Regions from separate parts of the Mus musculus genome. Here region 2 is linked to region 1. Evidence: chromatin loops called from intact Hi-C (ENCODE). Cell type or tissue: left cerebral cortex. All regions are shown on one strand. Each heading gives the region's core, and the rest is flanking DNA. Links, peaks and the distances in the headings are about the cores only.

What was found. Hi-C counts contacts between places; a loop is a spot of excess contacts. Peaks named below come from ENCODE experiments on the same cell type or tissue, not always from the same donor. Only the 100,000 strongest peaks of a DNase experiment are listed, where the experiment ranks them.
Region 2: it touches region 1 in a loop (7-fold over the local background); 2 of 42 quality-filtered maps call a loop at or near these places.

The regions. Positions count from the first base shown.
Region 1 is chr9:28,384,599-28,389,979 of GRCm38, reverse strand. All of the region lies in intron 1 of Opcml (opioid binding protein/cell adhesion molecule-like), which reads right to left. The region is part of intron 1 of Gm39313 (a long non-coding RNA gene); the gene reads left to right. Among named protein-coding and RNA genes, the nearest start is that of Gm39313, 8.9 kb to the left of the region's middle. In left cerebral cortex, for the core only: no CTCF peak of the experiment used is centred there; a DNase peak (open chromatin) is centred at 3,031; H3K27ac peaks cover 1,727 bases.
Region 2 is chr9:28,334,474-28,339,854 of GRCm38, reverse strand. The region is part of intron 1 of Opcml (opioid binding protein/cell adhesion molecule-like); the gene reads right to left. Among named protein-coding and RNA genes, the nearest start is that of Gm39313, 59 kb to the left of the region's middle. In left cerebral cortex, for the core only: a CTCF peak has its summit at 1,777; DNase peaks (open chromatin) are centred at 1,739, 3,057, 3,250 and 5,178; H3K4me3 peaks cover 588 bases; H3K27ac peaks cover 1,573 bases.

The sequences.
Region 1 (5,381 bases), core at 329-5,328:
TTATTTATATTGTGAGAAGTTAATCATGGGAGAAAGCAGGTGGTGCTACCACATGGCTAACCAACAATGAAGATAGGCTTCAGATATGAGAATTTTAGTCAATAAAACGTAGCCAGATTTATCAGAAGTGGAGCTTATGATTTATATAGCCATTGTAACACACATCATTTCTGAATGAGCAAAAGGTTACTTTATAAGTACGGATGTCTCAGATAGCTCACCTGTCATTCTGAGGTCTGTGTAGGTTCTCACCCTAGCTGGGCACTGCGGTCCTGATCACACTTTTTGTGATCACACTTTAAACCTGTCAGCATCACCATCATTGGACATACACACACACACACACACACACACACACACACACACACACACACCACTCTAGAATTTGTTTCCCATCTGTGGCCCCTGGAGTGTATACACATCAGGACAACTATGCATATAGTCCTACCCATTTAGAGATGACATCACATGATAAGGTCAAAGATGAGATGATAGCAATGCCAACGGTAAGCTATCCATAGAAAGACTTTTCAGAACTGCACACTGGTATTACCACTCCTGTCTCATCATTTGCTCTCCTACACGCAATTCTCTAAGTTCTCTCAAATCTCTTTCTTGCCATGCATCTAGATAGAATCGGTGTAAGGAAGACTGGCAACACAAGAACAGTTTCTGCAGATCCTGAGGATCTAATTTGTCCTTGGTGGTAGGAGATGCAGTCTGGAGAACTGGGGGTGGGGTTTTGAACACACTGTTGATCGTCTCTCCACTCATGGGGAATCTGGAAATACAAAGTCCTAGAGAAAGGAAATGGGAAATGGAAAGTGAAATAAAGGGAAGGAAAGGGGCTACAGGTAAGGAGCAGGGTTGTGCTAATTATCTATTACCTAAGGTTCACCAGAGGTCAGAGCCAAGGGCATTGTACAGGTACAGTAATGTCAGCAACATTTGCAATAAACATACAGAGCAATACACACATACCTAGAAAATTATTTAATTTTCATACATATATATGAAAGACAGACACACACAGCAGGGTGGGGGGCAGGCAGAAGGAACACGGAGGGAGGGAAAGAGAACAACTTTTTTTTAAGGGACTCACTACCATGATTATGGAAACTCTACATCCATGATCTGCTGCATGGATTAACAAGATAGAAACCCAAGAATAGTTGAAAATGGGGTTGGAGTTTGAGTGATGGGGTTAATTGTTGGAAGAATTCTCTCCTCTCCTGTCTTTGTTCTTTCTAGTTAGGCTCTCAACTGACTGGATGAGGCCCACCCACCAATGAACCCTGTTTTTCAAAAGTCTGTAGACTTAAATCTTGATATTGTATATAAAGTATCAACCCAGAAACACCCTGAATGTCTGCACCATTGCCGATCCAGAATGACACATAAAATCAAGGATCGTGGGTCTGCATACAGCTTTGAAGCAGCTGTCCTAAAAGGATTAAAAGGAGTGTTCCTTTAAGAAGGTCATACTAAGAAGCAAAGAGAAGAAAAGTTACCGTCCTCTCATCCTAATATCCCCACCACAGGCAAGCTAATGCCCAATCTAATGCCTCAAAAGACAAAGCCACCTTTAGCATTTAAAGACTTCAAATTACAAAGTGCTTAGAAAAAGGAAGTACGTTGGTGAGAATGGATTTTATCCAAAGTGCAATTTGTTTTCCCTTTCATAAGTGGGGAAGAGGTTCCAAAGAGGTACAGAGCAAGGGGTTAGATGCCACAGAGAGTGAAAAAGAAAATGGACTACAGAGAGACCAAAAATAGCTCTTTAAGAGACATAATTATTCAGAGCTTCAATTTACCTACATCTACTTTAGAAAAAAAAATCAGAATCTACACATGACCCTAATACATGGCCCAGATTTAAATGTGGCACCTTGAATCTGGGGGATAGGAAGGAAATTGGAAGGAGACTTTTCAGGGCACACTCTGGCAGTGTTCAGGAGGAGGAGGGAAAGAGAAGAGAGGCTGGGCTGGGTTCTTCACACTCATAGTAATTTCTGTTATTGTTTGTTTGTTTGTTTGTTTGTTGTTGTTGTTTTTAAGTGAAGTTGGGTAGTTGCCCTCATTATGTTCCAGAATGGCAAACCATCCAAGAGACTCATACTATAAGGCAAAACTCCAGTCACCAATTAAACATGCAGTTGGGGGAAACACAGCTCTATCTTGTTCAAACTGCAGTGGGTACAGTGCTTAGGTCTTTGTCTTGATCATCAGCATTGAACTCTGAGCTATATAACAGAACAGAAAGAGTGTAGCTCTTCCCATTACTGCCACAGCCACTGTATTAGCATTTGGTGTCTCTAACAGAATACCTATGGCATAGAAATCAAAGGAGAAAAGGTCTTCTCTTATGGTTTCAAGATTCCACACCACATGGTCATGGCTGCATCCTTGTGATCTATGACAGCACAGTTGATGGGGGGAGGGGGGCAGTTTCTTCTTTCAAGGCAGAGCCTGACTCTTTGTTAGTAAATTTCCAATGGCACAGAATGGTACAAAATGTCTTTTGTACATGGGACTTGGAAGACACTTCAGATCCAATCCATCGCACTTACTTTAGAACATATACTTTACTGAACTTGTACACTATATCAAAGAGATACATTAATATATCTTGAGTGCATAATTCCACATTTGCCAGCAATTCTAATTCCATAGGGATGTCAGTGATATGGACCCAACCAGGGTGTCAGGAGCAGAGATCTACAGAGCCCCAAGCCATCCGGATCAGCAAGCAAGAAGCTTGTCTTCTCTGCAGAGAGAACATTTCTTGCTGCACAAACCGGAAATCCCATGTGGGAGAAAAGCACAACTGTTGTAGTGGAAGTGGGAGCTTGAGGGAGTCCAGGAGTCTAATGGCAGAGGTCAGCAGGGGAACGACAAGCTGAGGCAAGACAAGATCTCTGCAAAAGCACAGGCTGCTTGGGCGGAGGGTGAAGCAAGACTGTGAAATAAAGCTGTGTCTATTTTCCACCCTCTCCCTCCCCCTCTCCATCTGCCTGTCTCTTCCCTTTTCTCTCTCCCTCTGCCTCTTCTCCCTTTGCAAGCCTTCAGCTGCTAATTTCCATCCAACACTTCTCTCTTCCTCTGTCAAGATATCCTCCTTGCTAACCTCCCCCACCCCTTGGCAATGGGCACATTTTATTCCACAGATTGTTTGCCCGACAATTCCCGACGTGGTGATTTGCTCTGACATCTTTGTGTATGCAATCAGCCTATGTCACAGAGGGCCTGTGGAAAATGCAGGGGACCAGCTCTGCAGAGGACAACCTTGTAACTCTTCAGTGAGGCTTAGACACAAGGGGCTTGAAGGAAGGAGAGACAGGGGTATCATAAACTTCCCTTGCTGCAGGCTACTAGCAGTCTCCATTGGGACTCAGCTCTCCAGACCCCTGAATAGGGCATGAGTGACTCTTTTGCAAGTAGCAAGGGTCTGTCAAACACGAATCCCCATCATCCCCATCTTAATTAACACAAACTAATGGTGCTGGGTAGAGAGAGAGTACTAAAAATAGTTTTCTGGATAAACTGAGACAGAGACATAAACAACACAGCAAGCTGTACCCCAGTGTCTGCTCAGCTCTAAAACACTCACTCTTAGACACATTTAAATGGCTGGAATGTAAAATTGAATGCCTTTGCCTATTAAATCAGTAATAAATGTGTGTGTGTGTGTGTATTTATTTGTGGCATTGAGTGTGTATGAGTGTGTGTTTATGTACTGAGTGTGTATGACTGTGTGCTTGTGTATTGTCTATGTGACTCTTTGCATTGTGTTTGTGTGTGTAAGTATATGTGTATGTATGTGGCATTAAGTGTGTGTGTATGAGAAAGGGAGTGTGTGTGTGTGTGTGTGTGTGTTTAATGTGTTAGGGTTGTGGGATATCACAACAGGAAGGCAGACAGGAAATATCTGTCTTGTATTTGAAAATGGAAAATGTGAAATTATTCTAAAATAAAACATTAGAGAAATAGTGGAAAGAGCGAGGGATCAGGAGCATAGCTCAGCAGGAGGGAAGTTTTCTAGCCTGCACAAAGCCAGGGTTTGTTCTTCAATAGCACAAACTCACAAAAGAAAACAGATGAAGGAAGGGAGGACTAAAGGATGGGAGGGACAAACAAGGCCATTTTAAGAATGGCTAACATAAAAAATATGTCCTTCTAAAGAGCATACGATCCAAATAGCAAATAGATTGCCTTCCGTAGTACCTTCTTCATGTGAGTTGAAATGACTGATTGGTGGGTAGATAGATGCAGTGAAAGAGGAAAAGCCAAGAGAAATGCAGACTTGCAAAGAAAGGAGGAACAGCCCACACTCGGCATGGGGACAGACAGAAGTATTCCTCATCTATGAGGAAACTCTCACAATAAAGCTACGGACACATGCATCAAGGGAGTGACTCTCAACAGGTCATCATTTCAGGCTTTGCAAGGTCACTTTGTCTCTCTTTTTTCCAGTTTCCTTACCTGTCACAGAAATCATTAAGATTTTCAAATTCCATAAGCTACAGATATGTGGCTGTGGCTGGAACAAACACCTTCCTAGAAAAACATTCACATGTGTGTATCTTTTGGCTGCAGCCTAAACTACTTCTACCTGGCATGCCCTCCTTTTCCCATTGGCTTTGAAACGTATCCTCATGGCACAGTTCACTTGCCTCCTCCCTGGGCAACATTCTCATGTCCTCAGCATAAGTAGTACCTGTCTTCCATGGGCCTCCTGTGAATTGCTGCTCCTTCCTAGAGTCACAAAGCTATACAGTTTTCCTGATTGGATACAGGACACACACTCTCTGCAAATTTAGTGAAGTCTGTTGCTATACCCAGTGCCAAGTGTGATGGTTAGTGCTCCTTCAGTGTTTGCTGAATGACATGGAGTGACACTCCTCCATATGGGGACCCTCTCTTAGCTGGATGCTTGAAGTAGTGTGTTCAAGGATTTTAGGAAATGCTATGGTTAAATATTTCCCAAGACAAACCAGGCAGGGAAACTGATGTCACCTCACTCAGTGGAGAACTGGACTCTCTTGGCCCAAACACCTTCCCTTGTCATAAAGAAGACAGTCATCTGCAGGGCATGCTCGTGAATGCACATTCCTGTGTGATTAACAAGCTCCCACGCAGTAAGGAGAGTAATTTTTTCTCATACATCAGAAGTTTACCTACTCAGTGATTTCTACTCTGACTTGGAGCAAAGGATTTGATGTCTAGGCTGTAGTGAAAGAATCAAAAGCTGTGGTCCAAAGGAAACCCAGCTATTAGTTTCATGTTTGTCATGGGGGGGAGGGTGCAAATTAAAGACATATGCCATTTATTTCTTTATAAATACCTCCTTCTCATTGTGCAAATCTTCCATTACACCCACC
Region 2 (5,381 bases), core at 258-5,257, 50 kb after region 1:
ACTATAACCACCATCCAGTTCTCTGAGATGCACTGCTCAATGGACTACTGTGAGAAAAAGGCTAACACTAATTCTCACCAGGTACCCTTCTTCCTACCCACGGGAGCTGCACACAAGGCATCTCCCCTCTACTTAGCTATTATCAGAACCACAAACCAGAAAATCTTTTGACTGGCAAGAGACCAAGACATCAATTTTCATCCCACATCTGCCTGAAAGAGTAGGAGTGATGTTATATTACCAGTGACATTTTCTCACTGGAAAGATTGCCTGGATCATATTTATATTTATTTTCCTAAATGCAATATTCAAACCACTAATAGAACAAAATCTACTAATTAAATTTCATTCAATAATGCATTTTTCACCTTAGCTTAGCGGTGTCCTTGTACATTTCTGCCAGGATACTGCTAATAATGTCTTATTTAGCTTATAAATGGTGCTTATCATCAAATTCAAAAAAATTAACAAGCATCAATGAGCCTAAAGTGACAGCACAGTAAATAATTTGAAATGCCTCCACACTGTAGACCTATTTTTCTTTTTTGCTTAATTTGATTTCATTTATTTATTAAAAATTAAGCATATGGATTCAGAATGATGCTAGCACGGCTGCCATGGAAGTCCCTGATGCTGCCAACATGTCCATAGAATAGAAGAAACACCCAGCAGACTAGAGGCTCACCCCTTGAAGGAAAAACATTTCACAGCCCCCTAGCACCATGACTGGGCCCATTGCATCTTCTCCAAGATGGTTTTTGAACTCTGCTTCATCATTATTATTATTAATAATATTATTATTACTGCTACTGCTACTACTACTACTACCACTACATTTGTTATTCCTGGTTAAATTGACCTTCTGTGGTTAAAGTGAATTACTTGGAAGAGGTCTACAGTTTCTATGCCATTGGGTAAGGTTAATAATCCCCTTGTTGTGTGTCGTTCTTTGTGCTCATAACATACTTGAGACTTAAGAAGGACCTGGATGGTATTATCCCAGGCCAAGTACATTGTGTAGTAGCCTGTGACATGTGATCTCCACAAGCCTCCTCCATAGATGTGGTAGGTTACAATTATTCTGTTGTACTGACCAGGGAGCTATGGTTGAGAGAAGCTAATCTTCCATCCCCAGTCACAGTAGCAGCACACCCTTGACACCCCCAGGCTTTGTGACTTGACACTTCCAAGCTTAGGTATCCTCATTTGCCCTTTCTTCTCCAGCCACACTGTCACACATTTCCCAGAAGACAGAACTCCCATTACTATTGGCGTAAGGTCTCTGTTTGTGTTTATATTTACTAACTAAACATTATCAGTTCCGCTATTGGTCATTTATCTATTCCGATCAAATACTTAGCAAACATTTGTTTTGTATCAGGCTGAGTTATAGACATATACATGGCAGAAATGAGAATTCTACCCTCTTGTCATTCAGACTCTGGCATGTGCATGTGGGTGGTAAGTGCTAGACAATAAGGAAAATGAATGGTTATATTATGTAGTAGAACTGGGAGTGTTAATTGGAGAGCCGAGTAATAAAGAAAAAGCAACTAGAAGATTATTAGATGGACAGTGGTGGCTGAAAGAAGAAATGCCAAATTTGGTTCCCCGATTCTGCTTTGTGGACTCTTTCAGAAGGTTGATGCTTTTACCTCCTCCTCCCTGGTACATTTATTCCATAGATTAAACCTACCCCCAGTATAAGAGAGAATAGGATTTCTGCAGGTCTTCTAATTAGCTAGAGCAACGTTGACATCCAGTGGTGAATTTGATTCATCACAGGTGCCCACACTTAATGCCTATATCTCTGACTGTCAGGGGGTATATGGAGTGAGTGTTGGCCTGCTGTTTCTATGCAGCTTGGCCTGGGGTACCTCTACACATGTATACTCTCTTTCCATGCTTTAAACTAGTCTTCAAGAGCATGCAGGTTACCATAGCAATATGCAATAGCTAGTCTATATCCAAGGCATGTGTGTGCTCAAATTTGCTCGCAAACTCACTCATACACACACACACACACACACACACACACACACAAAGGCATCAAACTACCTAATATCTGTATATACATATTCTAACTATGTCCTTGCAGATGTTTGTATATATGGTTCCTATATTACTTAAAAACATTAGCCTGATGACACGGTATTCTTTCTCACATGGTCCCCTCTTTATCCTTAGAACTGTGTTGTAAATAACAAGGAAAGACTACCACCCTGTATCCTACAGACTTTTCCCTCAAGCTAATTCACAGTGTTGTTTCCACTGAAGCAGAATCAGGTATGGCTGAACTGGGCTTCCTTGCTGATCTGCTCATAGTAGCTCGGATATCAGCAGAAGCCTGCTGTCCCTGCACTGATGACAGTTGATTGCCTTCATCCAGGGGGAATAGTCATATCTTCCCAATGCTTGACCTGGAGAAACCAAAGGACACAGGACACTGCCTGGCCCTAAAGGGCACCAAGTCCGGAGCAGACATGGTCAGAGACAGAATAAAACTTCAATTCGACTCCCCACTTCTTTTTCTTTAAAGGCAGGACCCATCAGAATTTACAAGCCACTTACTAATTAATATTTTTTTGTGTATCCTAGTAATTGCCATGCATTGAAAACTTGGAGACAATTGTCTCACTGGAATCTGAGGCTCAAGCCATGCTACAAAGCTACATTTTCAAATCCCTTTTACCTCTTGATATGAGGAAAGAGAAGGAGAAAGAGGACCCTAAACTAGTTTAACACAATGCACAATTAAATATTGATTGGAAATTCTTCCTACGAATTTCCCCTCTACCTCCCTACCTCCACAGGGAGGTGTCTGGATGTGATTCCTAAGCTGTCCCCATACAGTGATTACGTTCATTAGGACACCAGCCTTGTGGTTAAAGCACTTTCCTTACTGCTGCACGTTTAATTAGACAACTCTTCCCCAGAAATTATTTATAGCCAGGCTGCAGAGCTATTGTTAGTCCCAATGTAAATAAGATTCAGGGCGGGAGTCCCAGTGCGCTGCAGTGGCTGGCACTGCCGCCATCAGCCCACTCCTGGTGCACACTCGGGGACTGCTTCCAAGCCTTTACAGCTAGATCGCTGCTGTTTAAAACCCCTGGCGTGATTCTCTAATGAAACTTTTAATACAAGCCCTTCCAAAAGACTGGGAATCTACCAGGTCAGTGTGAGTGCACGGAGGAGGAGTTAAGAGAAGAAGGGGAGGAGCTGGGAGAGACAGGAGCTGCCTCCAAGGCAGTACTCAGCTTTCCTAGTTCAGCTAGGGAAGTGTGCACATGATCTGTTTTAACACAGCCATCCCACATACAAGCAACTGCTTTGGGCACTGATGGTTAAAGACCCAGATATGGATTTTCAAGTATAAAGCTGTGTTTGCAGTCTGGGCTGGTTGAAATGAATGTCTGGGGACTGGGAGGTAACCTGTGAGCCCAATGCCCTTTCAATACAGTGTACATTAAAAGTGTTGAAGCTGCTTCCAAATCCAGGGCTTGGACTTGGTGCTGGCATGATGAGGGCAGCATCACCTCTGTCTGCAAGATGTTCATAATCAGGTGAACACCATTAGTGTGTAATCAAAGTAAACAAGAATGCTATTTGAAGAGCTTTTCATATCAGCAACCATGGATTGTCCAGGGCCCTCTGGATACTGCCACTTTGCATCATTTAATGAACTGCCTTAGGAATAGAATGCTATTATTGCAATGCCGGTGCCAGACTTTTCATTGCTGTGACAAAATGCCTGATGGAGTAACTTACAAGTGAGGTTTCTCTTGTCTCATCTGCTCAGAGGTTTCAGTCCATGGTCAGTCTGCATTGCTGCTTCTGGACAGGGATGAGGCTGAGCGCCATGGCAGGGTGGGCAGGGAGGGGCAAACTCAGCCAATTACCTTAGGGCTACCATCAGACAGAGTATTAAAGCTTGAGTATAAAACATACCCTGTGGGCCTTTGTATTGAAGTTGGTCCCCAGCCAGGTGCTCTGTGTGGAAGATGTGGGGGATCTTTGGGCAGTGGGCAGAGCTGAAGAAAATAAGTATCTAGAGTTGTCTTTGATGGGTATATTTGGTTCCCTCTCTGTCTGCTACTGATCTGTCAAGAGCGCATAATCTTCCCCATCACCTGATCCCATGGCCAGGATGTTCTGCGCAAGCCCACGTAGCTGAGCACCCAAGGACCGAACCCCCTCAAGCCCTGCGCAAGCCCACGTGGCTGAGCACCCAAGGACCGAACCCCCTCAAGCCCTGCACCCAAACAAGTAAACCTCTTCAGGTTGTTTTCCCTCCGTCTCTGCCATGGTGATGCAAACGCTGCCTAACACTGAGAGAGCAGAACAAATCCCAACCTGGCCTTGGATATCATATTCAAAGTGGCTTTCTCTCTTAGTTAGGAGACTGATGGCCCCCTCACAGGTACACCTAAAGGCACGCTGAACATCTCTTCATGGACACTTCTCACAAGTAAGCTTGCAATCAAATGAACCACAGCAACCCTCACTTGTCAGCAGCTACACCTGAAGCTTTAAAAAGTACCAATGACTCTTGATATGCAACAATAAATATCCAGCAATGTGTCCTAGTTTGGCCTCTGTTGCTGAGACAAACACAATGACCAAAAGCAACTTGGGAAGGCAGGGGTTTGTTTGGCTTATAGAACCCCATAAGAGTCCATAATTGAGGGAAGGCAGGGCAGAAACTCAAGCAGGAACCTGGAAGCAGAACCGTACAGGAATGCTGCTTATTGTGCTTATTGATTTTTCCCCTTTGGCTTGCTCAGCCTGCTTTTTCTTTTTTCCTCCCTTCCCTTCCCTTCCCTTCCCTTCCCTTCCCTTCCCTTCCCTTCCCTTCCCTTCCCTTCCCTTCCCTTCCCTCCCCTCCCCTCCCCTCCCCTCCCCTCCCCTCCTTTCCCCTCTCCTCCTCTCCTCTCCTTTCCTTTTCTCTTTCTGTTATTGTATATTTTCTTTATTTACATTTCAAATGTTATTCATTCCCTTTCCAAGTTTCCCCTCTGGAAACCCCCTATCCCTTTCACTCTTCCCTTTGCTTCTATGAGGGTGCTCCCCCACCCACCCACCTCAGCCTGCTTCCTTATACAACTCAGTGCTCCTCATGCAGGGCACATACCATCCACAGCCTTGACTATAGGCCAATCTGAGGGAGGCAGTTTCTCAGTCAAGTTTTCCTTTTTCCACTTGACTCTAGTTTAGATTCAGTTGACAAAAAGGGAATGCACATAATGCATAAAAACCCAAAATGTTTTCTAACCCCCCACTTTTTCTCTTGGCGACTAGAGGTGTATAGTAAACATGACATAATTAAATGTGTAAATTTCAACCAAGTTGTTAAAAAGGAGAGAGCATTTCCTTCCAAGGAG